2 separate regions of the Homo sapiens genome follow, and region 1 is linked to region 2. A link is an interaction called in ENCODE POLR2A ChIA-PET data of the cell type or tissue named here. Cell type or tissue: CD4-positive, alpha-beta T cell. All regions are shown on one strand. Links, peaks and the distances in the headings refer to the core of each region. The heading gives the core; the rest is flanking DNA.

The links. Peaks named below come from ENCODE experiments on the same cell type or tissue, not always from the same donor. Only the 100,000 strongest peaks of a DNase experiment are listed, where the experiment ranks them.
Region 1: POLR2A ChIA-PET joins it to region 2 with 6 read pairs; 4 of 35 experiments call an interaction of 5 or more read pairs at or near these places.

Annotation. Positions count from the first base shown.
Region 1 is chr3:18,770,232-18,787,056 of GRCh38, reverse strand. No RefSeq gene overlaps it. Among named protein-coding and RNA genes, the nearest start is that of SATB1-AS1, 330 kb to the right of the region's middle. In CD4-positive, alpha-beta T cell, for the core only: no CTCF peak of the experiment used is centred there; no DNase peak of the experiment used is centred there.
Region 2 is chr3:18,425,536-18,442,360 of GRCh38, reverse strand. It overlaps a transcript of SATB1 not described here. Among named protein-coding and RNA genes, the nearest start is that of SATB1, 8.6 kb to the right of the region's middle. In CD4-positive, alpha-beta T cell, for the core only: no CTCF peak of the experiment used is centred there; a DNase peak (open chromatin) is centred at 3,620; H3K4me3 peaks cover 5,984 bases; H3K27ac peaks cover 4,383 bases.

The sequences.
Region 1 (16,825 bases), core at 3,316-11,315, 340 kb before region 2:
TGGCTAATTGTTTTTTGATTGTTTGTTTGTTTGTTTGTTTGTTTGTTTGTTATGTTATGAGAGACGGGGTGTCCCTATGTTGCCCAGTCTAGTCTTAAACTCAAAGGAGTTGTTAAATATGCCTAAGGTCACCAATTCTACATCTTTTAAAAATGCATAGATTATACAGGATGTTGCCAGTTTAGTTACATCTACAGAACAGCAAGATTTCACCAAAATGCTTTACAAGCATTTCCCTTTTCTGGAGTCTTTGGGGTAAAGGGGTATTTGGGTATGGCTGCTTCTGAGTCACATTCTCTTGCATCTTTTTTTGCTGCTCCTCACTTTTAGGTACTAACATCTCAATCTTTATTCCTACAGCTACTATTCTTTCCCTGTCTTGGTGTCTGCCAACAAATGCCTACTATCTCTTTTGTTTCCTCAAACACACCAAGGCTGCTGTATATATTAGGCTTTTACTACAAAGATAAGACATGGTGGCACCAAACCAGGTCCAATATAAAGGTAAACGCCAAACTCTTCAAAACTACCAGCCCAAACACAGAAAGTATCATTTCTTAAGCTCACTTGCTTTCATTTTATCATGACCCAGGATCATTTCTACCTAATTGCAGAAGATGTTGCGTATTAGGCTGTTCTTGCATTGCTATAAAGAAATACCCAAGACTGTATAATTCATAAAGAAAAGAGGTTTAATTGGCTCATGGTTGTGCAAGTTTTACAGGAAGCATGGTGCTGGCATCAGCTCAGCTTCTGGTGAAGCCTCCGGGAGTTTTCAATCATGGCAGAAGGTGAAGGGGGAGCAGGCACATCACATGGCAAAAGCAGGAGCAAGCAAGGGAGTGCAGGGGGTGGAGGGCACACACTTTTAAACAATGAGTGACAAATCACTTACCACCGACAGGATGGCCCAAGCCATTCATGCGGGATCCACTCCATGATCTAAATACCTCCCACCAGGGCCCACCTCCAAAACTGGGGATTACATTTCAATATGAGATTTAGGTGGGGACAAATAACCAAACTATATCACCTCATCAGTCCTTCACTCAGTCCTCAGGTCTTACCAGTGTCTCCTTCAGAGAGTTTTCTCTGGGTTTCAGTGCTCTGCTCTCACCAGGCACAATCCTGAAGAGTGGGAGAATCAAGTTTTTCCCCCTTCCCCATCTTCTAGGAAAAGCCATTATCCATTACAGAGAAATACCCCAGGCTCCTCACTTCTCAGGTGAAATATTCCAGTGATGTGCTACAGCCAGGACACACCAGCTCCCAAGGGCTGATAATAAATACTTAGGAATTTGGCAAGTCATCATTTAAAATTTAAAAATTAAAAATTAATTGTATACATTTCAGTTAAGTAAACAATATGAAAAACAAGGGTGCTAAATACTCAAATGCGTCATCTTCTAATGATTTTACTACATTTATTTGGAAATACAGTGTAACTAATGGCTTGCTACTGTGCATCCTTTCAAACTCCATGTTTAGTTGTATCACATAGACAGTTTAAAATAGGCCAGGGTGGGAGTATTTACACCAAAGCAATCAGGAAACACTACAAATCAGAACTCTTTTTATCCCCAGAGTGTAAAATGTTGACCAGTCCACCCCCGGAGACTGCTGAGGTGCATGTTCTGTACTGGTTTCCAGAATTCCCTAGTGCAATTCAGCTCGTTACCCACACTCATGGTTACCTTCATATGCTGGTCTCATTTCCTCACTTTGCCAACCGGTGTTTCTTAAGACCACCTCAAGAATAAATTTGTTAATTCATTACATGTGTATTTATACTGTTATTTATTTGTTAAATTTGTCTCAGAGTCAGCTTCTGGGTGAATCCGCAGGAAAACACTCCTGGACATTTTTATGCAGCTTCATCAACTCTCAGTAAACACTACCGCCTGGACTCAGGACTAATTCTGCATATCCAAAATACCCACGTGCCCCTGCTGAACAGTTTTAGCAAAGAGGTGACAAAAGTTCTGAGAGTATTCTCTCCAAGACACTTTTCCTGATTACCCTATCTCAAATACTGCCCCCGCCCCCACCATCCTCTGTTCTGCTTTATTTTTCTTCGTAGCATTCATCACCACCTGGCATAAGAATAGGTGCTTACTTGTTCATTCATTTATTACTTATCTCTTCCACTAGGATGTAAGTTCCATAAGGATTAGGAACTTCATTTATTTGCCTCTAATTTGTACATTTTTTGATACACTTTAAACCCTATCCTACATCAACCAATCTACCAAACCAAAATTGAGAAAGATGTAGAGAGTATAAAGAAAAATATAATGTGGTTCTTCCCCCGAAAAAGGGAAGTCTAATGGGAGAAACAAATAATCAAATAATGACAATGGACTGTGTTAAGAGGTGAGAGCAGTGGCCCAGTCTATGTCTATGGAGTCTATCTCTTTAACATCTGTCATATGTAGGTACTACTGATTCTCCACTCTGAATGCCACACTCTCATCTCAGGCTCTCTTCATCTACTTTCCTTCTAAATAAGTGCTCTTCCTCCAGGAATTTAAATACTCTGCAGATCCTATTAGAGTAAGCTTACAATACCCCAGCTGTGATCATGTCTTTTCCCTCATAAAAGCCTTTCAGCAGTTTGGTGTTGCTTACATAAGAATTTCAAAATCTTAAACATGCTACGGACAGTTCTTTGAGGTTCTTGTATCCTCATTTACTTCTCTACTCCTTTTTAAGTGGAACTCCTCACAATTCTCAAAATATAAAACTTCTCTTGCTTCTGTTTCCTATCTAGATGATCCATCTTTTTCCCCTCATTTCCACCCCTGTCATGACCACCATCACATGGTTGTTTGGGGACAATTGTCTATGGATCTCTTTCATTTCTGCATGTCTTAAAAGTGAGATACTGTCTGCCTTTGTTCTGGGCTATCCCTTCAGGGTACTTATACAGAGAATAGCCTTGGAAGATAGAGACAGTGTCTCCCTTTGGAGCAAAGAAGAGGTTTTCTTACTGCTCATTATAAAATAGACTTGAGTTTCCTAAGCTCAGGATCTCTCTCCTGTGACACAACCTACTGTGTGTTCAAGAGTCATCTCACCCTCTTCTTGTCTTCCTGTGGGAACTGAGGCTCAGGGAACCTTGGCAAAAAATATACTGATATGCTGGTTACTTCTATCACTGTGAGTAATAAGGTATAATTTGTCTCTGATCCAGGAATCTTGTATTTTCTACCATCATCCATGTGACTGTGGCAGAATAACTTGTTAGCTTGCCAAAAGGGTAAAATCTTAGATTCTACATAGTCCGTGATAAAGGCAAACCCTTCCTTAACTTTAAGACTTAACTAAATTATTATATTGTCAAAAGAAAACTGAGAAAAAGATGCATAAGAAAATGCTTACTTTAAAGAGTTCAAGAGAGCATATGGTAGTCTCCAAAGAAGGCCTCATTTATTCCTTTCCTTACTTTACATGAATGCTGTTCCTCACATCAAGAGATTGAGTTTAGTTCCTATCCCCTTGAGTCTGAGCTGGCCTTAGTGTAGCAAAAATTGTGTTCTGGGGCTTCTGAAAGTAGATTATTAGAAGCCTTTCTGCTTCCATGGAGGTGCCTTAAAAACTTGCTTTTGACACGTCCCTCTTGTCAGCCATATACCATAATGGGAGAAATCTAAGCCACAAAGAGAGACCATGTATAGGAGCTCTGGTCAACAGCTGCCAATGAGCTCTCAGGTTACATCCATGATCAAATATCATCCATGTAATTGAGCCATTGTGGTCCTCCAGCCCTGTCACACCTTCCAGTGACTTCCTTTCCAGCCATCACCTGAGTACAGCTGTATGAGAGACCACAAGTGAGAGTCTCCGAGTTAATCCTGGTCCACCAGTGGTATGATGAAAGACAATAATACATTGTTTAAACTGCTAAGTTTTGGGGCGTTTATTATAAAGCAGTAGATAAATGGAGCAGAATCAGAATCAGATTTCAGAAGGCCTGGGTCATCAAATAAAATACACAACAACTATTTTTAAAAGCACACATGCGGACAAAATTACCAATGCAACAAATTTATTTCATTCTAATCATGGTGGAAAAGACAACAACTTTCTCAGATGATTATCATACTTGGGAAGGTTATAACGTATCTTCAGACATCAACATAGCTAAAGCAGGTAAGTTATCAAATGATTTATTTAGGGATCCCAGGCTTATGTAAAGGTTTTATTATATTGGAGATTTTACTCATCGGTGTGACCCTGTTTTAATTTGCTTCAGAATACAATTTATTTTTTCTGACTGTGCAAGGTGATGTGCATAGTCATACTGGAAACAGAATAAACTGACAGTTCTTCCTTTTCCAACATACATGAAGGCTTTCCTGCTCACTCTATTGGTTGCAACATGCATCTGCATGTTGTTCAATGTTATAAGATCATTTTCATTAGGATATTGGATATTCTTAGACCTGACTGTAAAGATCGTGTAGTACAGGTTAGCAGTTCTCAAACTTTAGCATGTATCAGAATCACCGGGCAGGCTTATTCAAACCCAGACTGTGGGCCTTATCCCATATTATCTGATTCAGCAGTCCTGCAGAGGGTCCTTGAAACCTGCTTTTCTAACAAGTTCCCAGGCAGTGCTGCTGCTGCTGCTGCTCCCAGGCCCACATTTTAAAAACCACTGTATTATACGATGGTAGTTACAAGGGCAGCTGCTGTGGCTGTAGACCACCTGGATGTGAATCTTAGCTCTGTCACATACTACTTTCTTTGACATTGTGCTTCTACTTCCTTGGTAAAATAGAGATAATACAAATAACCTACAGTAGAGAGTTGTTGAGAATATCAAACAAGAGAACCCATGTAAAGCTTGTAGAACAGTTCTGGCATATAATAAGCACTCAATTAGTGCAGTTGTCCTTATTGACAAACTGTTTACTGTAACCTAGGCTTTGGAAGATATTATCTATTAACAAAAATCAATATAAACATGTACAGGCTTGAATCTCTCCTGTAGAGGAATTTTAGGATTCTTCTGCTTACTTCTTTGATTTCTTTCAGGTTGTGTCATATAGTTGAAACAGAGTTAAGATTAGTTGAGTAATTAGCTTGCTCTCATTGACTATTTCATTTCAAAAACAGCAAAGCCCCACATAATTGTGATTGATCATCTATTTAAAGGAAGTTACCTAATTTGCCACTTCTACCCTTTAGTCTACTTCCTTATTACACATTAAAGTCTTCACTGGTCATTTTTTTCTTTAAAAGAAACACAAAGAGAAAGGGTATTAAATAAATAATTGTATAGGTTTAGTATTTGCTTGTTATTTCCTAAAAGATGAAGTCAAGAGGAAATGTTAGCATTCCCAACAAATGTTTACATAGCAGAAATGACTCTTAGAATTCTTACAACTGCAGAGAACATTTTATTTTGGCTGACAGGACCACCAAGTATTTTCCAAATGTTTCTACTCCTTACTCTAAGCATTGCCAATGCTAATCTACTCACACAGTTTATAATTATTTGTCCTCAAAATCAAGTTTCTGTTTAGATATATTTGTGTTACCACTTTGCAAAATTTCAATTTTCTTTGGAGATTTTGCCCACAAAATGTCACATATCAGTATAAGTCATAAATGGAACTTATTTAACATGCAAACTCCTTAGTTTATCTTACCAAGCCATTCACAATCTCATGTTATTTATCCTTTCAGACTAACCTTGTCAAACTGCTACTTCCTACAAGAGGTGTGCTCATGCATCTTTAGCGATCAGCTTTCTGAAGGGGGGGGAAGAAACCAACTACCATCACCACCACCATCAACACCCAGATTTGTTGTGTTTGCCAACTGTGGGGGTACAAGTACCCCCACAATGGCAGATTTCAAGCTACCTATAAGATACCAGTGAATGCAGACAGGAAGAGATACGCACAGTTGGTTCTCACGAGTGAACTGACACTAGCAAACCACTGCCTCTGACACACATACACACATCAATGTTATAACCATAACAGGGTATCCATGATTTTATAAATACAATAGCACTCTCAAGCCAGTCTGCTTTTGCTTATGTTGTTACTACTGCCAAGAATACCCACCCACATGTGTACTGGCAAACTTTTACTTTACCTCCAAGGCTCAGAAAAAAAAAAAAAAAAGTCCAATCTTCATTCATAGTTTTGCCATCACCCTCAAAGGGAAAAATTAATTACTCCTTTTTTCTGTGTTCACTTAGCACTTTAGTAATACTTTATTAAACACTATTACATTGCCTATGTGCGTATGTATTTGTGTATGCCTTGCATAGTTGCTGACACATAGTAAGTAATTAATACATTCATATTTCACTATCCAGAAAAAAAGGCTCCAAGTAAATGAAAGACCAGCATTTTTAGGAAACAGAAGAAAAAATATTTTCCAAATAATGAAATTAGTAAAAATAATTAAGGTTAATTAAAAATTATACAGAAATCATTTAAAATATTCAAGTAAAGGTATTTATTATATAGCATTTTTGTTTACAGAATATAATACTTAAATATATTAATTTTTAACTTAATTCTTACTACCTTTTAGAAAGGCTAAAAAAACTAGCTGAGGTAAACCAACATATTTTAAATCAGATAGCTAATTATTAATGAGTCAAAAATGAAATTTTTCTATCTGCCTTTTCTACTGAAATATGAAGTCAGTCTAATCTATACCCAAAGGCACTATCAGCTTCCTACAGCTCTGTAAACTCAACAGTCACTTAATAAATATTGCTAACTTTTCCCAGCCCAAGCCTGGTAAAAAACAATTCAGTAATAACATTTAATTCATTTGAGTCTTTCAGGTTTTGATAAACAAATACAGAAATAGGACTTGAAAAATGTGTTAAAATTATAAAAGTATAAAATTTTCTAATTCAGCAGTGTGGTATTAACTCAGTCCTTCATCAGATATGTATTGAGTACCCACTATGTAATATCTGACATTTCCTTTCTCCTTACTATGTGTCAGGCAGTATGCCAAACATGTATATATACTTTATGTATATATATTACATATATATATATATAAAATATTTTTCATTCTTATAAACATTTGAAGCAGGTACTATTATTATCTACATTTTTTCAGGTACAGCTTAGCAAGTTGAAACAATGTGGCCAAGGTCACACAGCTAGTACTTGGCAGAGTTGAAGTGCAAACCAAGGCTGACGCTTCTGCCATTAACTATTAATACTACGGAATACTGCTTCATTTTTGTGGTAGAAATAAAACTATTGAAGACTCTTAGCATTAACAACAACAAACTTTCATTTAAATATTGGAGATATAAGATTTAGAATAACTAGTCCCTGACTTCCAAATAGTTTCAGGTCTGTTCGTCAAGACAGGAGGACATTGACATAAACATATTTAAATAAAGATATATTTGTGATTTAAAATGTTTCAGAAATTCAGAAAAGATGGGATTTACTGGCAACTGAAACAAACAAATAGGTGTCGAAATTTGAGGTGGGTGTCAAAGGAAGAGTAGGAGAAGAGAACAGGAGGAAAGCATTTCAAAGGAGCTAAAAAATGTCACATTCCAGATTACAGATCATTGCAATGTGGAGGTGAAGGATGGGGGGAGGACTATAATCCAGATCTGAATGCTGAAGCCTGGAGATAGGATGGTAATAGGGAAGTGAATTAAAAGAATCTACTGCAAACATCTTCACGAAGGTGCAATAAGATTTTGTGAGTAAAGATAAAGGGACTCCAAAGTTTGTAACCCCAGTGACTAGGGGAAAAAAATGAGGATATTTGAGAGAGAAGCGCTAGTTTTTGAATGTGGATAAGCCCTTTGTTTGCAAATATTCTAAAAATGAGAGGATACAAAAGCTTCCAGATGGAAATGACTAGCAGGTAGCCAGAGATTTTTGTAGAAATAGATTCAGGAGAATGGTTTGGATCAATAGTAAGAGTCTTATGTATATAGAAGGAACAGAAAAATATCTTGTGGGAGGGTAAAAATCTTGACTGAATACTATTACAGAAAAGTAAGAGCTAAACTTTTGAGTAAATCAACATTTAGGGGATTGGAAGAGAAAATGCAACCAGTAAAGGGGACATTTTTAAGAATCAGCAAGTGTTAAGAAAGTCAAAATGAGAAATGGTGTCATGTATTCTGGCCAGTAGTACTGAGTACTAGAAAGAGGTCCTGGAAGACAAGAACTAAAAAAAAGACTTGCTTTTCACAACTGATTGAAAGTGTTGTAGAGTACTAATACAATGAATTGTACAGAAATCACATCGCTTTGAGTTAAGAACAGTGAAGAAATCAAGACAGAAATATAGACACTTTATAGTGAGCTAAGAGAGGAGGTAACAGGATGTGGGAAAGTTTTTTTTCAAGTTGGAGGAGGCTTCGGTACACTAGAGCAGAAAGACTCAAGATTGGGACAAAGACAGAGAGAATAAATACAGATGGAACAAAGTTCTTGAGAAAGCAAGAGAACATGATGAAGTTAAAGGAACAAGTGGAGAAACCAAGAGTAGACTACAAGATAATCACCCTTTCCTTCCTATGAGACCCTGGAAAAGAAAGGAGCAGAGAACATATTTTGCAGTTCAGAAAAGGGTCTTGTTATTAGGCAAAAAATATCTTTTTGATAATCTACCTACATCCAAATTCAGTCTGCCTGCCAAGTCATCACAATCATCATTTAGTGGAAAGGCTTCCCCTAAAGGGAGCAGGTGTGATTGGAACCAATTGAAGTGTAAAGGAGTAGACACTTCCTTTGGCAGTCTCCCACCTTTCTTCTCCCTCTTCTTTCTACCACATCCTGCAGGTGCCAGTGGCCCCCCACTGAGGAACTACATCCAGGTCTGCTCCCTGAGGATAATTCTCAAGACTGTACTTATTAAAAATTTAGGCCATTGTTGTTTTTTGCTTATCTGTCAGGAAAATGCTGATATTTTATTGGGTCTCCTAGCAGCTAAATTATTATCACCTTTTTCTCCTAGGACATTTCTTTCAAGCAAAGAATTCTCTATAACAAAAACTTTAGCCCAAAGGAATGTGTAGAGTTTCTGGTGCTGGCGCAGTCCACTTAGGGATTTTTTGTCAGGAGTAGAGGATCCTGATGAAGGTCCCTTCAAAATTATATGATATGGTTAAAATTCACCTGGGCTCGATGTATTAGGAGCCTACAGAGAGGTGGTTGAATAGAGTATAGGAATGGCTGCCTGACACATATTAGTGCTGATTAAATATCAGCCAGTATTGTTTATAACAATAAGTGTAATGAATTATTGCTATCAGTTTTTCACCCTTTAAATCTACTTTATTAGAGAAAATAAGATGGTTGAGAAATTCCAAGTGTGGAAAAGGTCTGTATCAGGAGTTAGGGTTCTTTGAGAAACAAAACTAGTAGAATAGATAGATAGATAATGGACAGATTTATTTCAAGGAACTGGCTTATACAATTACATGATAGGGCTCAGGTGGGCAAATTTGTACTCCCAGGCAAGAGCTGATGTTGCAGTCTTGAGGCAGAATCTCTTCTTCCTCAGGGAAACCTCAGTTCTGCTATTAACACCTTTCTACTGAGGGGTTGAGGCCCATCCGTGTAATGGAGGAAAATCTCCTTTATTTAAAGTCAATTATTATAGAAGTTAACCACATCTACAAAATATCTGAACAGCAATATCTAGTATTTGACTGCATACCTGGGTACTGTAGCCTAGCCAAATTGACATGTTAAACTAACCAGTATAGGGGCTAGGTAATGACATGTAGGAATAAGGATGAGTTGAACATAGTTTTAAGTTGATTGCTATATTGCACTATCTTCATCCCTTCACACATCCACTTTTCACAGTAATGCCTTAGAGATAGCCAGGATAAGAAGTTTGGGTTAATTCTAAATAGAGAGGAGAGAACCACAGGAAGAGAGACACGACGTTTTTGGAAGATTCAGTAGGAGCAGAAAATAGGAATTATTTAGGAAACGTGATCAGAGCCTGAGAATCCCTATGGGGGCTTGAATATTCATGGGATGAGTTCAAACCATTTTTATTTTTACTTAAACATCCAAGAAAGAGTGACCTAACAACACTGGAAGATTTGGAAATTCCCAGGTAAGTGACATTTAAGTTACATTCAGAAGGAATAAAATAATGTTCTTCCATTTGTTATATCTGGTTTTTTTTTGTTCTGATTCTTTTCTTTTGCATATGAATTATTTTTAAAAATTAGGATATAAAACCAGATACCATCACATCAATGACTGATCAAAGGCAGAATCAATTTTTCTATTAATTTATCATAATTTGCACTCCTAAGTAAGGCATGTAGCTTATTAAGAGGAGGAGGAAAAGCTAACATTTACTGTGTGTTTACTACATGCCAAAGCATCTTACTAATTTCCTTACTCTCATTTTCTCCTCAGGAGGGCTCTTTAAGTTAGGTATAATTATCTTGATTTTGCATATAAGGAAGCGGGATTAAAGAGGGTAGGCACAACAGAAATAAAAAATGGAAGGCTTCAAAGTGGATCTAGGTCTCAAGATAGGGCCTCCAAAGTCCATGCTTTTGACCAATACACTAAAGTGCGGTTCCAAAGCTCCAAGCCCATTGTTTCTGGAGATGTCCCTAAATGTGCTCTTTCGTGCCTTAGCATGCCACTGAGTTGCCTTAGGGACAGGCTGGGAAGATGAGAAGAAGGCTGTGAAGCTTGAAGGAAAGGAAGGCAGGAAACTCACATTGGCTAAATCGCAGACCACTTTAATCACGTACATATTGTTTTCTAGTATTTCAAAAATTATAAAACCACTGTTTAGCTAACTCATTCCAGGTATCTGCCAGACAATCTCATAAGTATAATTTTTCTTGAATTAGTACTTATGATCCAAAGGACTGGATGTGGCTCTAAACCTAGAATTTGGTAATTGAGATCCAATCATGGTGCAGAAGAAAATAACTCCTCATTTAAAATGAAGATCACCTCAGTAGCAGGAAAAATTTCAGGTCTAAATGAGGTACACATTCACTGAATAAGTAGCCTGGGGAATACTGAAGTAAATTTTAGACTTTATTCCATTTCAGGCTGCCTACAGAGGCCGATCCATAAATCAGAGCCTATCCTTACTAGAGTCCTTCTAAAAAGCAGATAAATAGGACATATATTAGGTAGTATAATCTAAAAATCAAAACATAAAGAGTCTTTGAGTGTTATCAAATCTATTAAGTCCAAAATAGTTCATTGATGACCAATTTCCAAGTGCTTAAATGGTGCAACTGCATCTTAGCTTATGTGAAAATCAATGCAAAAACATGAATCACCAGAGAGTATGGTGGAGCCTTCCAAAGACAGTTTGTAATTAGCAAACCATCGATCCAAACAGACAGGACCCTGAAAGCTACAGAGACCAGGCAGGTGAAAAGCCAGAGTCCCTGTCCTTTACAATTAATCATTACTGCTCTGCTCCCTCCCAGCAGGCAGAAGAGACTTCCAACCAGACTGTAATCTTGGCATTTTAGATGGTTTGAGAATGATAACTCAACTCTGGCACCAACCGAATATATGTGTGATATTAAAGGGAGCTCATTACATGACTTATGTATGCTCCATTATAAGGCCAGCACTATTATTAATAGTTTCTAGTATCTTTTTTTCCACCACACCACATTCTGGTCAATATTACATAAATCTAAGTGAAGATTATAATTCATAGAATCACAGAATCTTGGAACTGAAAGGAAGCTAACAGATCATTCTGTCTGTCTGACCACTTCATCTACAGAGATGGTAAGGCAATTTCTCTAAAGAGCAGTAGATCCAAGGCTAGAATCCTGGTCTCATTCCCAGGCCGTGCACTTTTCACTACATCTTGCAGACTAATAGCACAGGAAGTTTAACCTGGTGGTCTAAATCTTTTATCTTAAAGTGATTGATATAAATGTTAATTACACCATTTTTCAAAAGGAGATCTGACCTTCTCTAAGAAGGCTCTAGTCAAGCCTGGATTCATGCCACAAACTGACATGCATTTGTAGTTTGCAGACAAATAAAATTTCCTAAGTTCTTTCCTTTCATATTCAAACTGTTGTGCAGACTCTACCTAAGGCAGACCCTCCCACTGTTCACCAATATCCAGTTTCCCTCATGAGAGGCTGTGCTTCACTATCTCTTTGAAGACAGACAAGGTTATGACTACTTCCTCGACAGTCAGGGGGCTTGTTGATTGTGGTCAGAAGTGACATGTATCACATTTGGGCTCAATCATTTAATTGCTAGTGTGCACCTTGCCCTTTCTCTACCTTTCCAATCAGGACAAACAGCATGCATCAAAACGGACTGTCCATTAACATGGTCCCTGCATGACTATAACAAGCAGAGCTGACTGATGTTGGGCATATAGTGTGAGTCACAGAGATTTGATGGCCATTTGTTGCTGCAAAATTATTGAAACTATTCTGACTAATACAATAATATTTGAACAAATCAAACTTCCCTTGATTTGTTGTGAGATTTGAAAACACACACATACAATTTAGGTAGACAAAGAAATGTGTTAAGTGATGCAGATTCAGACAAGATAAGAGTCTGTTACATTTTTTTCTCTGCTTGCATAGCTTAAAAGCACAATCAAACTTATTTACTCATCTAACAACCTTATTACATACCTTTAGAAACCCTGCTTGACTAGAGATGATTATTTGTCTGGATTGTACAGTAGTTACATATATAACATTGGTCATTAATATTTTATTTTGGTTACAAATGTATTTCTTTAAAAATCAGTTAAATAGTGTTGAGAGTAAAACTAATTGGGAGAGAGCGAACTGAGTGTGGAGCCAGCAGTTCCACAATAGTTACCTGAGAACACTACGGGGATAATTATTATTGAGTCAGTCAAATGTTCCAGCAGCCTGGTCACAGCAGGAATCAATGCACACCTCTGTTTTCAATATCAAGGGATCATCTCAAAATCACCAACATTCATAGAGTGTGTAGCAAAGTGGGTTCTCTTTAGCACCTCAGGGGTCTGGATAGGGTTCTCTCGTTACTTTTGTTTAAACCAACATCCTCCTCCAAGAAGCTGAGAGAGAACTTTTTAAAACTCCACTTTGTTTGTATAAAACAACAACAAAATACATATACAGCTACATACTTTTACCCTTTTCTCTCTCTCTTTTCCTTTCTCTACCCCTAATAATGGTTCCTCTTGCTAGGCTGGACAAGTCTTGTCATGAAAGAACAATAGAGGTGCCTAATTGATGTGTTTTCATCAAATTCATTTGACTTTGAATCTAATAATATTCGGGCCATTTGTGAAGCTGTAGGTCAATCAGAACTCAAAGACCAATAGTCATAAATTCCAGAGGTTCCAAACCATTAGATGCAGAGCAAAAATTTCCCAGAAAACCAAGCCCTCTGCCTCTAAGAATATAGAGCAGTATAACTCAACATGTGGTCCCTGGACCTACAGCATCAGCTTCTCCCGGGAGTCTGTTGGAAAAGCAAAGGCTCAGACCCTGATCCAGACCCTACTAATTCAAAATTCATATAGAAGCACCTGGGAATATGTGTTTTTAACAATCTCTCCAAAAAGTGTGAGAACAACTTGTGTTGAGTTTTTAATCAGCCCAGAAGCCTTCATGCGTTTCTGTGCATTTCCACTTTCATCTGGAACTCAGAGAGTGGGCATCTCTGGGACCAGCAGATATCTGTGTGTACATCATTCAGCTGTTTTGAAGCCTCTGTCCGATTAGACCTTGTTGATGGCAGTAGTGATAGCAGCTCCTGCTTTGTGTGCTGAGGAAGTGCCAGGCAATTGCCTTTTCTTAGATAATTCCAAGATTAACAGGCTCACATTACTCAGATTAGCAATGCTTCCCACCTTGCAGCCAGCCAGAGAGAGAACATGCTGTCCTCTCTGTGGGCCAAGGGGCCTGCTTCCCAGCCATCAGTTTGGGCAGGAGAGATCCTGATCAACATAAGTCACTGTCTGTTCCCAGATTGTCACCATTACCCAACCAGTGAGACATTCCATCCTCATGCTCAAGCAATGCTCTGCTGGTTTGCCTGGCTCACACTGTAGATGGGCAACTGCACCAATAATTGCAAAGTGATTCTTTTCAAAAGGGTGCAGGCAGAATAGGAAAACCCCTTCCACCTGATTCTGGGAGGAAATGTCAGTGCAGTAAAACAGTCATTTACAGACAACAAGAGTGAGATGTGCAAGAACCTTCTTGTGCATCCCACAGAAAGCCAGCTGGACTTTGAAGTACTTAATGTGTGTCTCAGCAGAGGTCACCATGTGGACAACTAGCCTCCTGGGGGAAAGAGGAGTGGTGGGAGAGACTTCCATCTTTCCTTTTTTGAATTTCACTTTGAAACTGTTGGATTTTTTGTTTTATACAATTTGGAGCTAGTGTTAGTGTGTGTGGATTGCAAGAAAACAGGTAAATATAATAAAGCAATAGATACCCTCAGTAGCAAAACACTTTCCACAATAGCAATAGATTCTACTGCAAAATCTGCCAACAGTAGTGGTAACAATACAGGTAAGCATAGGTTCTCCCTCTCTTAAAGCAAAAACCATGAAGACATTTTTATATGATAGTACTTTGAAAAGAATGCTGCTCTTTTTAAAGCCTCTGGCTATAAGATGAAATGGAGTCCAAGTGTTCAAATATGCAAACGTGACCCTCCTAAAATACCCAATTCTGCCCAATTTTGTCAAATGGTTTAATTCTGTCCAACCCCATCAGATGAAATTCAGAATGGTTGTACTAGAAACAATAGCAAAAAATATTTTGCTACAAAAGTAGCAATGGCAAAAGTCTGGTTCCCTCTCCAGCCTCTCAAAAAAAGTATCCAGGCTGCCCATTATAACACCTGCTGCTCACAATGAAAGCCCAAGCCAAGCAACTCATGCCCTTCCATCCAAATATCCAATCTACCCGCAGAGAATTCAAGCTGTCCAGCCACACACCAGCTGCTTGCTTAGTCACTGCAGAATGCTCAACTTCAACTCCCTCATCTCTCTTAATGTTTGTTCTCTTGGTTTCTCTCCTGTCTGTTTCTTTCATGAAACAGGAGCCATTAACACAATCTCAGAATCCCCCATGAACTCATGAACCAAGATTTGGGGCTCTTCCACAAAGATCATAAAATTTTAGCCTTCCCTTTAATCCTTTTCTTAAGCTGCTAGTATGATGCAATGACAAACATTTCTAAAATACAAGGGAGAACCAGCAGGTTCTGCTTAGTGCTTAGGGACAATGATGATTCTGGACATTTCACAGAATGGATGAGCTGTGACCCAACCTCATGAACTTACCCTATTCCATTTTCCAGATGCAGGATGAATTCAGAGGTGGCTCTCATCATCTTACGAACCCTATTACAAAGTTGATTTTCTTCCCATTTCATTTTGCTTTCTTGAGTGCCTCATTCACAAAAATAGTTTTCTGTCTTGCCTTGACTTGAGTCGTGATTCACCTTACCTCACAGATACAGTTTTAAAGCAACAAATGTAAACCTTTAAAAATTGTATTTTCTCATGAATGTACAATTTTAATTCAAAGACTATTTGATTTTACTGCTGATTGATTACTGGGCAGTGATTCTTAACATTTTAAATGTAAATGCCTCCTACTCAGGCTGTGACACATACTTAGTCTAACAAACTTAGATGTTCATAGTGCCCTTAGGATTAATCTTTATGTGCCCTTAGGATTGATTTTTATGATATAATGGATGATTCTGTGATATAAATAATCACTCCTAGTGATTATGCTTGCAAGCCATGATGGCCCTCTGATAGTTCTCACAACAATCATGAGATTTCCCCGTCTGTGACCTTAACCAGGACAGCTCAACCAAAGGGGATGAAAATATAGCCCTAGCTTTGCTTGCCAAGCCAGGTAGCTCTCCTGAAATTCACCTCTTTGGAGAGGGAGTCTTTTTGCAATTTATACAGAGATTCTGTGTGGGCTGGAAGAGGCCTCTGTGACTGAAACACCCCACCAAACCTATAGGAAGTGTGGTTTCTCTCCGACTTTCAGATCTTACCTTTCAGAGAAACCCTCCTTGACCATCTTATTGAAAGCAACATGCTCCTAACCCAAACACACACACTTTCTATTATACTATATCTCAATCCACTACTTAATACGTAGCAGCAAAACAAAGCAGGGATTAGGTTAATAGCAGATTTGATTATTCACCCCAATTCTTTACCCTCTGCCAATATCTATGTTCTTTTCTGTGTAATTTTCTAGTCTTTTTTCACTTGACCCTTGTGATTTGCTTTGGCCAACAAAATGAGACAGAAGCATAATCAAAAAAGTACATTTCAGGCCTCTGTTTACATCGGGTTAATAATGTTTTACTGGCCAAAAAAGTTACACGGTCAATCTAAAGTCAAGAAAAGGGGAGGTGGGAGGAAATGCAAAATTACTTTACAAAAGATATGTGTATATATATATATGGAAGCACTTGGCACTAATGACTGAATACACTGCATTGGCCAATTTCTACCAATCGTCAGTGCCCACCTGGAACATTGCTCTGAGGATTCTGGGGTTTTGACCGGGCTCATTGAAAACTGGGTGCTATGCCCTGAATGTTTTTATCCCTCCAAAATTTATATGTTGAAACCTAACCACCAAGGTGATGGTATCAAGAGGAGGGGCCTTTAGGAGGTGATTAGGTTATGGGGCTCCACTTTCATGAATAGGATCAGTGCCCTTAAAAAAGAGGCCTGAGAGAGTTCCACCCCCCCGCCCGCCACCCTCAGCCATGTGAGGACACAGCTTAAAGGCATCATCTCTGAAGCAGACAGCAAACTCTCACCA
Region 2 (16,825 bases), core at 3,006-11,005:
TACAAGGCATTGTCAAATTTGGATAATGCTACATCTAACATTATACAAGAGAAATAAAATTACAATTCAATTTTGTATTTATTTCTGAATAATGAATATAAATAATATATGAAAAAATAACGAATAGGGATTTCCCTCCTAAAGTACTACCTCCTTAAAATTTGGTGGGAGGGCAGGATGGGGGGCGGGGGGAAGATAGAGAAAGAAGACCTAAATAACTTCCAAAAGTCTGAATAGTTATTTCCAGAATCAATGCATTCCTCACTTTCCCACAAGCTGAAATATGTAATAAATAATAGTTCTTTGTATGTAAAAGTATTCAAAAGGAATGTTTTTTGTTCAGATTTGTAAGAAATTAATATATTCTTTGGTTGATAATCTACAAAAGTAGTTCTTTTGTCTCCCAGCATCTTAAGAACGACAACAAAATGAATATTGGTTTATTTCTGCAAAGAAATCTGTTGCCAGCTATATGAACCTGTGATTAAATAAGACATGATATGCTGAGTGATGGTAAAGAAATACTACATTAACTTAGTAAAGACTAAAATATCTGGAGGAGAATTTTTAGTTCTTTTTCATATGACAGGTTGTGGATTGTAAATTAGGCCTAAAAGGTCAGGTGACAGGCACCTGTTCCTCATTATTGTAAAAATATTTTGGTTACAAACACTGTTAAGCTAAACACAACATGGATATACAGCAGGGACTCTATAAAGCACTCTAGTGGGTTTTCATCTGTTCTGTAAATTTCCAAAAGGGCTATACATAGATATGCCCTTTACACACATAGTTTCTTCCATACATATTGTCTTGGATGGCTGTAATTAATATATTAGCACTTGGAATTGATGAAGTATTTAAAATAAATGCATATGACTAAAGCAATCTTCAGACTATTTCTAGACATGATGTAGTTGAATGCAAAAATGTTTTTAATCTCTTTTCCCTTTTCAATATATTGATTATCAGAATTTTGTTCATGTTATAAATAGAAACCTCCCCAGATTGCCTTTTACACTTTTTAGATAAGATGGGTTCTTATTTTAAATGCTGCCACGAAATATTTTGCTCAGTACTCATATATAAAAAGAAAATTAGTTGCTATATACTGTCATAGCTTTGTGGCATACATAAAATAGAAAAAACACGTTTTACATGAATGCTGTTAGGAAGGATATCATCATTTGATCTTCAAACTTGCCGCTTCTCTCAGGAGAGTTCAGCAATATTTCTATTGGAATTAAGGAATGGGGTTTGATTTTTATGAATGGTTTACCTTCAGATATTTCAGAGAGCAGAATAAGCATACATATTGAAAAGACCAAAGTGGCACAAGGCTGCAAAATATTAAAGGTGCCAGGTGCTTTTAATTAACAAATGAGGACTATCTCGAGTAAATCAGATAACTTGGATTAAGTTCTATGATATTTCAAAATGTTTTTCGTCTTTTTCAGTTTTGTGTGGTTTGTGCTTATTATATTAAGTATTCATTTTTAGCATTTGTGATCAGATTACAGAACAGTCATTACTCTTGCTTTTCAAATTGATTTGGTTTTCAAACTCCAAAACTCTGTGATGATTTTTACAAATTGGTTTACATTTTGACAGAACAGAGTTAAGTTAATTAATAGATCAGGCACGAAAAATCATCCACAGTAGGGTATATTTTCTGGTAAAATGAAAGTTATGTTTCAGCATGATGAGCATCAGGCTTCAGTAATCTGTTCCTCGTGTGGAATGAACACTTCCTACTTCGAGCTAGCAGGCACCTACTGTTTATTTACGCTGCATTAAACTGACAGTGCAGCAATCAGAGGAAAAATATTACTTACCTTCCTGAAGTAAATACCAGTTTATAGTTTAGTGCACGTATTTATATTCCTGTCACCACTAAATAACGGCTCTGTCTCCATTTTAATATCTACCTGTGCTATAATCCAGGGCTTCAGACTCTTCCTGGTTGGGGATAGGGGTCGAGAGGAGTTTTTCTTATCATTTCCCTATGGCAAAACTTTAAAGACAAGTAATTTCATCTTTTCATTTCTGTCATGTGAGAACCAGTTGAAAGAAATGTTATGCACTTTTACTTTGCATACCTCAACTATAACATCAAAACCCCAAAAGAATCTGCATGCCACTTAAAATAGTCATCTTAAAGCAACCTCAGGATAAATATGTTCAAACACATTCAAATGTGTTTTGCTAAATTAACTTTCTACAAAGTTCCAAAAAGATTAAACTATTTGATTCCTCAGATAATAACTTCAATAAAGTGTCTCCTCTTCCAAGTCTTAGATGGAATGTTTAAGTTTTTAATGGAGTTCTGAAAATATGAATATAAAGTGGGGCTCATTGATTGATTTATTGATTGACTCGCTAAGCTTTTCTCTGAAAATATTCTTAACTCCTTCATTTGACTTCTTGTTAATCTGCCATCCTTAAAATAAGGGAGATTTCTACTTTGTTGTAATACTAAATGTATTTGTTGTTTTTCTTTTATGATAAAAATCCTTTCTTTTTCAAGACCCCTTTGAAACATCAAAATACTGTTAAAGTTGAATTCCAGAACTCACAATTAACTTGAGAAAAGGCTTATTTTCACTTAAATTATCTAAAAAGCGGTTACACTTAACTGTCTATACACAGTTATCAATACCTAGTCACATATTCCACTGACATCAGGGTAGAATATGGTCTTAATAACAACATATAAATCAAATCTGTTACATAAGGTTCTCCTTCACTACACTGAAGAAAAAGTGTCTACTATAGTAATTTATATATCGTTCCTAAATGCTGTTCTCAGTGGTAAGTCTATTTAAACTTGATGTCTTCATAGAGTGTGATCAACACATTAACACACATTATTTCATACTTTTGAACTTATGCCAATGGTATCTTTTGCTGTTTATTTTTTTAAGTCTTTTTTAAGATTAGATATTTCAGAGTAAATAGATACAGATTGTGTGTGTATATATTCAGGGTGAGATTTAGTAGTGTAGCATTTCTTCAACATATTGGCCTATTTTTATGCTTTCAAGTTATTTTGTATCACTTTTACAGTTGTTGCAGTTTGAAAGTTCAGAAGCGAAATTCTAATAACCTCTTTCAATGGACTTTCAAGGATGTAATTCAGTTTATGCGGTGATGTAGTTTAGTTACAAGAGATGAAAATTAGTTAACTGGTACCTCAGGATTTATGTCCCTGGTTTCTGCTGAAATTTATTCAGTCCAGTTATTTGACATTTGGTAGAGAAGTGGCTTGTAATCAAAAATTAAGAGTTGGTTCAGTTTCCAGTGGAGAAAAGATTTCGCTGGATAAAACATTTAACTGTGCAATATTTTATTACACTCCTCACTCATTTTAGAGCCTGCTTATTGTTGCACACATTTTTGAATACCTAGGGGTGCAGGTCCCCAGATGAGGCTGAAATGCTTGCGGAAGAAGCAGATGTCAGGCTGCACCTCGCTGTGCCTTTACTAGTACCTATGTGGACTTAAGCTGCCCGCCCCCCGCACCCCTTTCCCCCAGGTGTGCAGGAAGTAGAGGGCGTTATACTGGGTGAAGTGGGTGGACTCTACCCAGAGCTATGACCTGATTTGTGACGCACCCTCAGAACTGCAGTAATGGTCCAGCTGCTTCACAGGCAACTGGTAACCACCTCATTTGGGGATGTTTCTGCCTTGCTAGCAGTGCCAGAGAGAACTTCATCATTGTCACCTCATCAAAGACTACTTTTTCAGACATCTCCTGTAGGGCTAGATTCAGAGAGCAGCTTCTGATATTTGGAGGGTAAGTGCCAGAAAAGTTACTGTAATGTTACATGTGGAGAATCAGGACTCCAGCCACAGTGACAGATAGGCATTGAGTGTTCGGGGGAGGGCTTTCTGTTGGGATGTTGCTTTTTCTCAGCTCTAGAAAATTTGGGACCAGATACTAAGAAAAATTCTTCAGTGGGCATTCTTTTTTGGGTGGTGAGATACAGTAGCAAGTTCCCAGGGAGAATTATTAGACCTTCTTGAAATATTTAAAGAAAAGGTAGTCAGTAATCTGTGTGAGGGGGCATTCTTTAGATGCAGTTTTCCTGGAAGCTAGGCATGTAGTAGAGTTGATTGCTAGAGATTCCTCTATAGTCTTATTCATTGGTTCCTGATATGCCATTAAGAGCATGTAAATGACAATTTGGCCTTTTAATGTTTATAATGTTAAGGACTTTAAGGCAAAAGAGGTTTTATGTTATAAATATTTTATTGTAATAATTATTATAAATAGAACCTAGTGTATGCAGATATCTTTGAAATGGAGATAGTCTTGAATATAGCATATCCATAATTAGCTGTTTGATATTGAATGCAATTGAGTTTTCCTGTTCTAGTGAAACAGACAATGGAAATCATTGGGGATTAACAACAAGGCTATGTGATTCTTGATATAGCAAGCCTTTCTTTCCCCCAGAAAATATTTTATCAATGAATGAAGTACTAAATTAAGATGCATACAGTTTTAAATTTTTAAAAAATCTATAGAATTTGTAAAATAATCCAAATGCTTCCCATTGTATTTTCACCAACTGAAATGATACTTAGATGTACTGTTTAATGGTAGACAGTGATCTCCAGACTGTGGGAGGAAAAAACAATATTTTAATAACTATGTTTTAAAAATTTTCTTAGAGTTGCATTTCCCTTTGGGTGGTTCAAGAGGACTCAGAAACAATTTAGAACATTATCTTAAAAGTTTAACAATGACAGTTTGTATAGAATCACTGTATTTTAATAATACTGTATGCTTATTAGTGTTATTAGAGCAGTAGACAGTTAATTACAGCCTTTTCTGAGACATGTTAACTATATATTAACAACCATGTTAAAAAAGAATGATGTATACTCTTAACATACAAGCGGCTGCTTGCTTGATTCTTTAAAAAAAATCTTTTAGAATGTATGGAGTCAGGGTTTTGGTTCAGAATTATGAAAGGTTTTCTACTAAAGCAACTTAATTTTAAAACTTTTCACTGGGTTATAAAATTTTTCTCCTGTTTTTTTTTCTTTCCAGTGTCATTAGAAATTATTGCTCCTCAGTGGTTTTAGTTTTTCCAAATTGTATTTTGAGATACCCATGTTTTCTTGTTTTTTGATGACTTCGGCCAACATAATCCATTAAAAGCTTATTTAATTGATTTTGCTCCTCTTAATACTTCTTTTTGTGGAATAATTTTAGTCACTTTTTCTTTAGCCAAATTGTGATTACTTAAAACTCTATATAACCTAATATTCTACATACATTTCAGCAGTTAATCACAGAGGTAGTTCTAAGATTATTTCATTGTCTAAATCTCAAACCTGGATTTTCACTATGGCTTCTAGAATGGCAAAACAATGGGTTACTGAAACTAGAGGGATTTAAAGCTGGACTTAGGCTTACTTAGACAATTCTATCAAATTGGTTAACTATTTGAGTTATCTTGGTTGATTTGAATTTGTAGATCTTGTAACCTCGTAATATGGCTCTTAAAAACGCACTAGTATTCCCACTTTCTGAAGTTTGTAGAAGCTGCTATATATTTCTGTAAGTATTAAACTACAAAAAAGTAAGTAAGTAATAAGGTATGTCTGTGTTATATAAAACAGAAAGTTCATAGTTAGCATTCTGTGCCTTGTACGTATTGAGCACTCATTAAAGAATTGCTAAATTAATGATAAAATATAAAATGTAGCTTGTGCCGATAAAGATTTATTGGCAAAGAGAATTTTCTTTCTAATTTTCTGTTTTTACTAGGGTTATCTGAACACTTAATCTGCACATGCCTCATTTTCTGGATAATTGGATGATTTTTTTTTTTTTTTTTTTGGTAGCACCTGGGTCTCTGTTCTATCCTCATTGTCTGACCTTCAGTATTAGGTTAAGTGTGCCTGCTCAGCTTCATTCTTTGGTGTTTGGTTGTGGTAACAAACAATACCGGAGTCAAACAGAGCACTCCCCTGAGTTCCTTGCAATTTGAGCCACCAAGTAGCCATCCTTCTGATATTCCAGAACCAAAAATATTATGGACTAGTGCCTCAAGGCTGATTGACCTTCTATGCGTTCTTTCCTACAATAATGATTGTTTTTCAGGCTCCCATTGAATAAATACTACTGTAATTATTGCATAAAAAGATATTTTTCATTGCAGCTTAAATACATTGTTTGAAAAGTACTCTAAGATTTGGAGTGTTTGTATATGAATATTTTACTCCATTCCTTAAAACTAATTCTGAAATTGCAGTAGGGTTGTGTTAGCTGCATCCAAAATATTCTGAAAAGTTCTAGGCATTCTATGAAAGTTATCTAAAAAAGACACTTCCTTTTAAAATTTATTTTCATTTTAAAATATGAGTGGGGCTGCTTGTAAGACAGTCCTATTTAGTTACACAAAAGACAGAATTTCTTAAGTGGTGCACTGCTGTGTGACCTATTACATTATCATGCACATTCTGTCTCTTTAAAAACACAGTCTCCTCTATTTGCCCTATTAATTGTTGATATGTTGCCATCCACGAGACAAAAATTAGAGCTGTAATTAAATAATCATGTGATGCTCCTTAGTGCCAATGAGAGCAAACTCATTTTTCCAGGCCCTGATGGTCACTGATTATTGTATTACTACTGGCTTGCTTTATTTTTTTTTAATGATTCTCTATCTGTAGATTACCTAACTACTGTCCTTCTTTTCAAAATTAAAGAAAGTAGAAAACATTCAGCCAGTTAATTGGCTAGAGGTCCTCAGGGACATAAGGTAGACATACCTTTTTTGCTTTTGGTCACCTGGTGGGTTCTTTGGGGAGGCTACATCAGTGGTGTGGTTGCCTGCCATTTAATTTACACTGGTGTTTTGGCTGGGATGGAGGCATATGGGGAATGCCAGGAGAATTACAAAAGGAGCCGGGTATTAAAATTCAGAAATGATTAAAATTGAAATAAAAGGATGCTGCTTCTTTGCCAGTACTCTGGCAGTCATAATGACACATAGAGATTAGTTTCCACCTTCATCTTTTCCTTCTTTCTCATTTCCTCTTGTTTATTGTTGACACATTTTCCTTATGTCTGTCTCCTGTCTCTGTATCTTTTTGCACCATTATGCATTCCTACTTCTCCCTCTTTCTTTAAGCATGGAGAAGCCTACTTAACCTTATTATAACAATAACAGAATAGGTTATTAATATTTAATATGCACATGATTAAAATTTCTCTCCCTTAAACATAGGTCAGCTGTATTATTACTAACCGGCATGTAATTTTTCATTTAAAATATTGGTATTCTGCCCCATGCCGTTTCTGAAATGCAGTCTACTTTAGTAGTGATTTAATACACAACGTTTAGAAAATTGTGGTCGGCTAGTGAGAAAAGAATTTACCAGTCATGGATAATCAATTATGCATGAATTCAGATGTAACAGATGGAATCTGGTGAGTTAAAGTTTCTCTTTGCCTTAGCGGTTATTTTTTTTTTTTATTTGTTTGTTTGACACCTGTCTCTTATATAGAGATAAACATCTAACGTAGCATGTGAGAAATTTCCTTATATTTATATTTTCTCTTTCAAGTGAACTTAATTTTTTTAATTGAAGAAAGAGATTTTTTATGTGATCTTAAAGATGATCAGACTCTATCCATTCATTTTATAGATACGGAACCTGATCCTGCTTAACTAATGAAGGATCACTCAGCTAGTGAGTAGAGTAAGAAGCAAGACCCAAATCTAGTTTCTCTATCTTTTCTCCACTACTTTTCCCACTATGTGACTTATGTTCCTTTTTGTGGGAGTTACTTAATAGTAGGGGTATTATACTACCTCTGAGTTTTAAAGGCTTTCTGATGAAAACTGTGGTAGACTAGTTTTAAATTGTGGAATACTCTCTTGTATAACATGCAAATATTATCTGTGTACATATAAAAATGTTATGCTATGTGTATATTTTATATATATATATATACTTATTCTTACTTGGATGTTGGCCAAACAATTGGATTTTTCAAATCTATTGAGAATGCCACAAGATTTGGTTTTACATCCTAAACTGCGGCATATGCCAGCCTTGAAGATACATTTACACTTGGTTGCAGTGTTGTAAATTTTTAGTGACAAAACCCCTTTGCACAAAGCGAAATAAAAAGTTATTTTTGAGAGCCTTGTTACCTCAAAGAAGAGATGAGAGGTTAATTTTTATTAAATATAATGTGAATATGTAGTGTTTCTTCAACTGTAAAAGTAATAGAAGAATAGTGGATATTGACCTTTAAAGCAGTCTAGCCTTAAAACAGAAAGCTGGTTTCCATCAAAATTTTTCATAAATGTGCTATTTGTTTCTCTCTCAAGTGTATTTATGTATTAAATAACACAAATGAAAAGTCTTTGCAAAATAAATAAAAATAAATGATTAAAAAACAGCCTCAAGGCTCTCTAGTTCTTTTTTAAAGTTCTACTGTGGCATTATTTATCAACTTTTTCCTTCATGTTGGCTCAAAATGTCCATGTATAGTCCATGCTAGTTATCTAATAAATTTTTAAATGAACACATTAATAAAGAAAAAGGCACCTACAAGATAGGTAACTGGATATGCCTTAAGCATAGCTATACTGTGAAGCTGTCTTTTAGTATTTTATTTAATGCTTTTACACATAATAAATATATGTTTGTAAGTTGGTTTCACTTTATTAGCATTCCTTAATTATGCGTATAAGAAAAAAATACAGATACGAACTTCAATAAAATGATTTATACATGAATTTCCAAATCATTAAAAACTCCATCATTAATACAAGTTTTTAATATAAAATCCATAGGAATAGATGATATGAAAACTGAATGTGGAACAGTACAGGAAAAGATGATATTTCAAATTATTATATGTAGATATACTTTCATCCTTATTACTAGCACTAAAAAAGTAACTGAGCTGATTAAATTTGAAAGCGTTTTTTTAAACAAAATTTTCTTTTATTAAAAAAATAGAATCTAAAGTCTTTTTATGTAGACAATTTGCAAATTAGTACTTTATACAGTTGTTACAATTGCAGCTGTTCTGCATATATGAGCGTGACACTCAAAGTACTGTGTAACAGAGAAAATCTATTTCATGCATATAGTTAATTTTTACTGTTTTGAAAAACATTCCAAAAGAATTTTTTGGACTTAAGGAACTCCTGTTTGTTTTTGTCTATGCGCCTTTCTCTTTTTTTGGCTAAGATATTGTATTGAATAAAACCTTAAAAGAGAACCATTTTCTTACATTGAAGGAACCTCAAAGTGAGTGGGATCTTGGTCTCTAATTACCAATCCATGTTAATTATCCTTGGGTCAGGTATTCATCATATTAATTGTGTAGCATAGACTGGACTGTAGCTGTTAGCAGGTAAGGACAAAGCAATGTAAGATTGGGGTGGGGATGGGATTGTTCAATGTGATGTAGCTCATTGTTTCTCTGAGGCTTGGCATGATATTTTCCTGGTATTATATATCTGCCAATACTAGGCATACATGAAAGATTGTTTTGCTTTTGTTTTTTTTTTTTTGAAAATGTTTATATGGTAAAATATGTGTTAAAAAATACGCCATTTTGACTGTTTCTAGGTGTACAATTCAGTGACATTAATTACATACACACTGTTGTGCAACCATCACCACAGTTTGTTTCCAACTCTTTTTCTATCAGCCCAAATACAATGTGCTTTAGTTTTGAATTTAATTTCTCCTTCACTTCAACAAATTTCAAGTGTTACAGTAGTATTTAATTATTGTCCAGGTGTGAAGCATTTGTTTCTGATGGTGGCTTTCCTTCCAACGGACAATGCCTCGTCCAGTGCCTTATGGTGGTGGGCATAGCAGTACAATATCAGATATTGCCTTTGGCTGATGTTGCCACAAAAATGACCTGGACAAGGATTCAGGACCATTGTTATCGCGAATTCTTTCTCCCTCCAATTAAGCTAGGAAAGATTAGAAATAACATTCATATCAACTAAGGAAATTTGGTTGATATGTACATCTTGGTTAAAAGTTGATTGGGAACAGTTGCTGTTCGATTTCACCGGAATTAAAAATTGGAGGATTTTACCTCGAGCTTTCTGAGAATATTAAAGGCACAGCAACTAGGTCTAGGATGCTTTGCAGTTGGCTCCTTGACATGGACAGTCTAAATACTTTGGTTCTGTTCAAGTGCAGTGACAGTCTGGAAATAAGTTGAACAGTTTTCAGCCCTTCAAAGAGAAGCCCACTCAAGGTTGAACAGTTGTCTGAGAGAAAAATCATGTTATATTGAAAAAAGAATTAGAGGAAACTTGGATGGTTCTGGCTCCAGTAAATAATAGACTGGTTTGAGAACTGTACTTCCATGTATAATTTTGTGGTTAGTCACTTAATGTCTATCATGATAAATAACATACCTGCACAGGATTTCTGGCACCCCAGTAAATCTCAAACAAGTGCCCAAATGCTAGTTTATTATGGTTCCTCAAATAGCATGTATTTATTTGCCAAATCAATGATCCAGTAGCTTCCTGCCCCCACTTTTATTGCCTTTTTAGAAATTTGAAACAAGTAGCTTGCCCACATATACATTTCTCAAATTTTGGTCTACTGCTGGTTCATACAACAGGTTAGCTTTTCCAAGTGACTCCAGGAGTGAGTTAAAAACCACCTCAGAGATGTCCTGAGTATTTGATTCTCTGTCTCTAAAACATCACCTAACCTGGTAGATGCCAAACCTGGCTGTATATGAGAATCACCTTGAGAGCTTTAAAAAACTGAATGTCTTCTCCTCATCCTCAGCCATTCTGATTTAATTGCAGTGGGGTTCAGCCTGGACATCTGGATTGTGATCTCAGTACCTGGTTTTACGTCCTAAGACTGTCAAAGGGAATGCAGAAATATATACATGAGTAAACCTTCAAGATGCTTAGAGTCTTGCAGTTTGGAGAGGCAGACATATAGATAGATATGAAATGTCACATTGCATTCAGGCAGTGTGATGGAGCATGGAGAAGGAAATAACTAACAACTGGAGAAGGCTTCGGACTGACAAGGGGAAATCAAGCTGCACGTTAAAGAAGATAGCAGAAAGGAGGTCCTCAAGTGAGAAGGGACATGAAGGGCACTCCACGAGCTACAGGAAAAAAATGAGGCATCTTTGTGGACTCTAGGGCAATTTCAAGAATCCTTCCTTCTTCTTACTCGATTTTGGATCTGGGTCCAGATAAAGGTACCAATTTTGGTGGAATTATTACCACCGTGCCCTGTCAAATAAGTGATCCATACTGACATCCATGGAAGGAAAGGTAGCTAAAAGATTTTTTTCCAATGAAGTTCCCAATGAAACAGTATTGTTTCTGAGTAAAAGGCCCAGATATCCTGTCGGTTTCCAGAAGCCAGCTGCAATGGCTGCTCGTTTTCCCTCTCCAGATCTCCCAAAACAAACATAAACATTGGGTTTTTTCCCCCTCAACTATAATGACCTTTGTCTATTAAAACTGTATCATGAATTACCACTCTGTATTTACATCTATGCCAAGTAATTAGGGAAATAACTTTTGATCGCTATCATTCTAGCTAAAACTGAAACTCAACTTCTTAGGGGAAGAAAACAAAACCAAAAAATCCTTAAACCCTATATTTAGAGTTCATTATCATCACTCCTTTAACTCGCCTGCAACATTTTGAAGCTTTTTGCCATTATTCTCTGCAGTGCATCATTATTTGTTATCTGGATGCCCTCCCAGTTCGAGTAGGTATCTACATTAATGCTTCCAGAGAGGCATTTCTAAGGGTAGCTATGCTTATATAATATAGGTACAGGGGTAAGGGTGGGAATGACTGTGATTTTTAACTTCACCTATGAGATACTTAAATGTTCACGGAAAGCAGCTTTTGGAGTAAACACATTACTTAAAATGTATTACAGAACCCTTTCAAGTACAGACATGTCTAGAAAGTTCTTAAATTTGTATTTAGCAGTATACAGGTATCATTTCCTGCAACTTTACAGATCTACAGGCTAATTCTAAAATGGAAAATTATCTTGACTCAGATGTCATTGGAATGTCTGAAAGCCATTTAGCACCTCTAAGACTCCTCCTGGCCAGGTCTTGGATTCCCTTAGTTGTCTTTTAAAGGAGTTCTCTAGGGTAAGCACTGTCCAATGGAACTTTCTGCAGTGAGGAAGTGTTCTGTAATCTACACTGTCCGCTATTAGAGTATTAGTCACATGGGGCTATTGAGCACCTGAAATGTGAATGAGGAATTAAATCATAAATTTCATTTAAATTAATTCAAATTTAAATGATATAGCCACCTTCTTCAATGTTCCCTCTTCCTACAATCACTTTAAAAAACTGTCAATGCAATTTGTAGTGGAAATTGGTTGCAAGTGACACTGTGAGCTTTTGTTCCCATTTATTCATTTATAATATAAATATTACAAGGACACTGTATAAATTCCTAGTAATATGGCAGTGAGCAAGACACCCAGTCTCTGCTCTCATAGGGCTTACAGTCTAGTAAGGGAGACATGTATTAAGCCAGTAATTACCCAAATTGTTAATTAATTAAGACTGTGATGACTGTTTCAAAGGAGAAATACAAGATTCTGTGAGGGTATATAATGGGGGCCAGAACTTCTTGCATAATTAGTCAGAGAGTTTAATCAGAGTTCTAATTATTAACTAGACAAGAAAAGCATGAGGCAGCTTCCTTTCCCCAAGTTCAAGGCTGGGTCAGGTTGGCTGCAGGAGGCACAGCTCTCAGAGTAGGGCAGCTAGCATGTGCCATGCCATGACCTCCAAAGAAGTGGGATCTGTTTAAGACGTAGGATCTTAATCTGATTAAGCTCTGTGCATACAAATACTGCAAACTTCTGAACTTGAACAAGTAGATTGTTTCCCAAACTGTATGCAGTTGTAATGATGTCGGTCACAGATAATATGTGAGAAGAAGCGTGCAATGTTTACAGGATATTGCATTTCTTCTCCAATATATATTTTGACAAAGTTGTTTGGGCTGCAGCCCCAGCTTCTTCCTCCCTGCTCTTTCAAATTGGTATTTGGTCCATTCAGGAAACGATGCAGAAATCGGTCCTGACATCCCAGACAGACAAAATGAGACACATGACAGCAAAACATATGGCTCAGACACACATCCTTATATGGCCAACAGAGAACCATATTCCCAGAAATTCATATATGGAAAACACCACCTGCAGCTAAAGCCAAAAAACAAAGAGTTGACACGACAAAAAGAGCAATATGCTACATAAATTGTGCTGCTTTAAGAGTGTAGAGATAGCCAACTGTATTTGAATTTAAAAAGATGAAAAAAGAAAAAAAAACATGTCCTTAGAAAGTGTTATGGTGGTAAGCATTGCTTTGCTAACACAGTCACTGGCGGAGTTGCTATATCTTAAAAGCACTCGAATTCTAAATGCTTTCTCTGTTTATTACAAATGTATGTGCTATTCAGAACTCTGAATGTGTTTTAATGCGTTCGGATATCTGCCTGCATATTTATCTTAATACATTGCCATCTGAAACATGCAGTAGTCCTTTCATTAAGTTTTTAAAAATTTTGTGTGTAGCCAGGATAATGCCTTCTCATGTGATAGAAAATTGATGCACTCTGTTTTAAATGTGCATCCACATGTTAAATAGTTCATGTATTTGAATTGCAATATTTTATGTTCCTGAGGTTTTCTATTTTGATGGCCAGACTTATAAAGTTTAACTTTCTTCAATACTTGCATGCATCATTATTGCTTAATATAAGATCCCTGTATTGAAGTTTTTTCCTCCTGCCGTGATAGTTTATGTTCACATATGCCTAGGAAGGTGGTATTTTCTTAATTATTGCTATTATTTGAATACTTGTCCTCTCCAAAACTCATGTTGAAATTTAATCCCCAATGTGGCAATACTGAGAGGTGGGGCCTTTAAGAGGTGTTTGGATCATGTGGGCTTTGCTCTTGTGAATGGATTAATCCATTCGTGGATTAATGGGTTAATGGATTAATGGGTTATCATGGGAGTGGGACTGTTGGCTTTGTAAGAAAAGGAAGAGAGCCCTGAGCTAGCATACTCAAGCCCCTTGCCATGTAATATCCAGTGCCACCACAGGACTCTGCAGAGAACTCCCACTAGGAAGAAGGCCCTCACCAGATGAGGCCCCTCCACCTGGAATTTCTCAGCCTCCACAGTGTAAGAAATAAATTCCTTTTCTTTATAAATTACCCAATTTCAGGTATTCTGTTATAAGGAACAGAAAACAGACTAAGACAAATTTCTTTCTTTTTTTGTTATTTATTTTTATCTGGCTTTACACTGGCCAATACTCAGTGGCTTATAATGAAATATTCTAAAGGGTAGTTAATATATAGTAATTAATTTCATCAGTGATGTATACCACTAGTACATTAACCTCTATGTGCCATTTTACTTATGTCATTTCTTATAGTTCTGGAATAAAAAATGTGCTTGAGGGAAAGTTTATTGTGCTATATTGTTATTCATTATAATATAGTCATTCTTAGATGCCTTTATGCTCATTTATTCTGTTTATCATTTTCCAAGGCCATGTCAGTCCTTATTACATACTTTCATGTTTTGTGTTTTTGAATAGATTTGTGACTCAGATAAAAGGTGCTATTCAAATTTAAGGATTGCTGTATTAATTCCCATATTATATTAGCATTCACCAGGTCATTAGGAGGGTAAAACATTCAGATGGCATTTTGTCTTATTTATTTCTGTAAAATGATGTAATAAGCATGTTTACAATATTTTATTTCAGTCTATCTTAATATTGATATTTCCCGTGATCTTTGTTTAGTGGTGTTTTCTCTTAGTTTAAATTTTATTTTGCCCAACAGCTTTCTTTTCTTTTATAAAAAACATTCAGCTTGAGGTGACATTGCCTGGCTAAATTACATTTGTGTGTGTGTGGACCACTATAATTTTTCTTTATTTTTAAATGTTGCTATTGTTTGTAAATTTGTACAACAAGGCACTAGAGTGCACAGTCCCTACTGAAAACAAGGCAGGTTTCAGGGAAACATGTCAGGCATTACTAGTTTGAAGCAACTATTAAAGTATCCATATTGGAAATTTCAAATTTAACCTACCATATTTCTATTTCTTATACTTTAGCTAACATATCTTCCTTCAGATTTCCCCACATTTTAACTTTTAAAAATTTACTATCATTTGGGCTTTTTACTAAAAATTTGCCTTAAATTTCTTTTCCTATTTTTGATGCTGTGTTTTCTGTTTATCACATGTTCATTCTTTTGCTCAAGGCTTGGGTTTGTGTGCCAAGATTCACGGTTGCCTTCCCAGATTTGGCTAACCTTTCTGGTTTGTGGGTGAAACGTGGGTGCTATTAGAGTGATATATTTTCATTTTGTTTCTCCTAAACTTACTCTCCCCTAGGAGGCCATCATTTCCTACACTTTTCTGCTTTACCTTTTGGCTTTTCTTTAGATTTGTAATGTAAACAGTGTGCCTAAGAGTGTATTGGTGGCTTTACAGAGCTTAATTTGCAAATTTCCCTTTTATCTCAGTACTTGTGCTAACTTGTTGCTTTTTTATGTGTAACAAAATGTTTATCTGACTGATTTTTCTCTTTTCCCTACCAGCAAATTCTGAAAAATAATTCTTGTTTTTTGTTAATGATTAACTGCCTTCAGGGTGCTAAAATGGTAGAACTAAAACCTAAGCGATAAATGAGGCATTTCTATTTTGGGTTACATTGTAATATTCTTTATTTTTACATGAACTATATTTAATAGATTGTCTAAATAATAGGATCATACTTATGTGGTAATGACCATTTATCTAACTGGGTAACCTACCCTAGATTACAGCAGAAGTGTTTATTGCTACAACAGATGTATTTACCAACCCAAACTTTCCTCTTTTGCCTAGCGTAAATTATTTGAAGAATGATGGCATCTTTTCCTTTATAATAACAAGTCAGGTCTCTTTCAAGTGACCCAAATTTTGTTTAACTCGGCCACGTATTTCTTCTTCCAAAGTATTCTATGGCTCAGAAGTGAGGGCGATTTGAACCAACGTCTGACTAGTACAGAACGCTCTTACTCAGTTCTTTCTAATGTTGGCTCCTCATAGTTTAAGGACCACCCTCCTTAGAGGATAAACATTCCGAGCGTTTCGAGGCTCCTGGCCTTTATTGCTGTACACGTTTCTGCACCCTCCGCGCTTCCCCGGAGAGAACTGCCTTCCGTCTGTACCCCTCCAGCCACTTCCTGATGGCTCCCTACCTCATTCCTCAGCGCCTGTCACCTGCGTACCCGCGCCCTTCTCCCACGGGGCCGGTGCGTCTCCCTGTCCCCCCACCTCGCCTGTCCCTCTGCGACGCTCCAGGCGTACTCCTTTTTGTGGCTTTTGTGGCGTGTGGGTGGTTGGTTAGTTTTCTCCCCTGGCCCTCGCCCCCTCCTCCCCGTCATTTTCCTTCCCCCCGCCCCCCGTGCCCGTCCTGCCCGTCCTGCCCCTCCTCCCTCCCACTCACACACCTGCCCCTGCCGCCCGCGCGCCGCGCGCTCCCCTCCCCGCTCCGGCGGACGCTGCCAGGGAAGCCCCCTCTCCTCCTCCCCTCTGCGCCCTCCCTGGCGCGTCTGGCGGCGGCCGGCGCTAGCCCTCGCACAGCGCCCTGTTATTCTGGGTATTGTGTGTAATAAATGTCGGGCCGCCTCACTCTAATCAAGCTCATTACAAATTCTTGCGCGCCCGGGGCCGGAAATCGTGCGCTCCCCCCATTCCCTCACTCATTCACTAGTTAC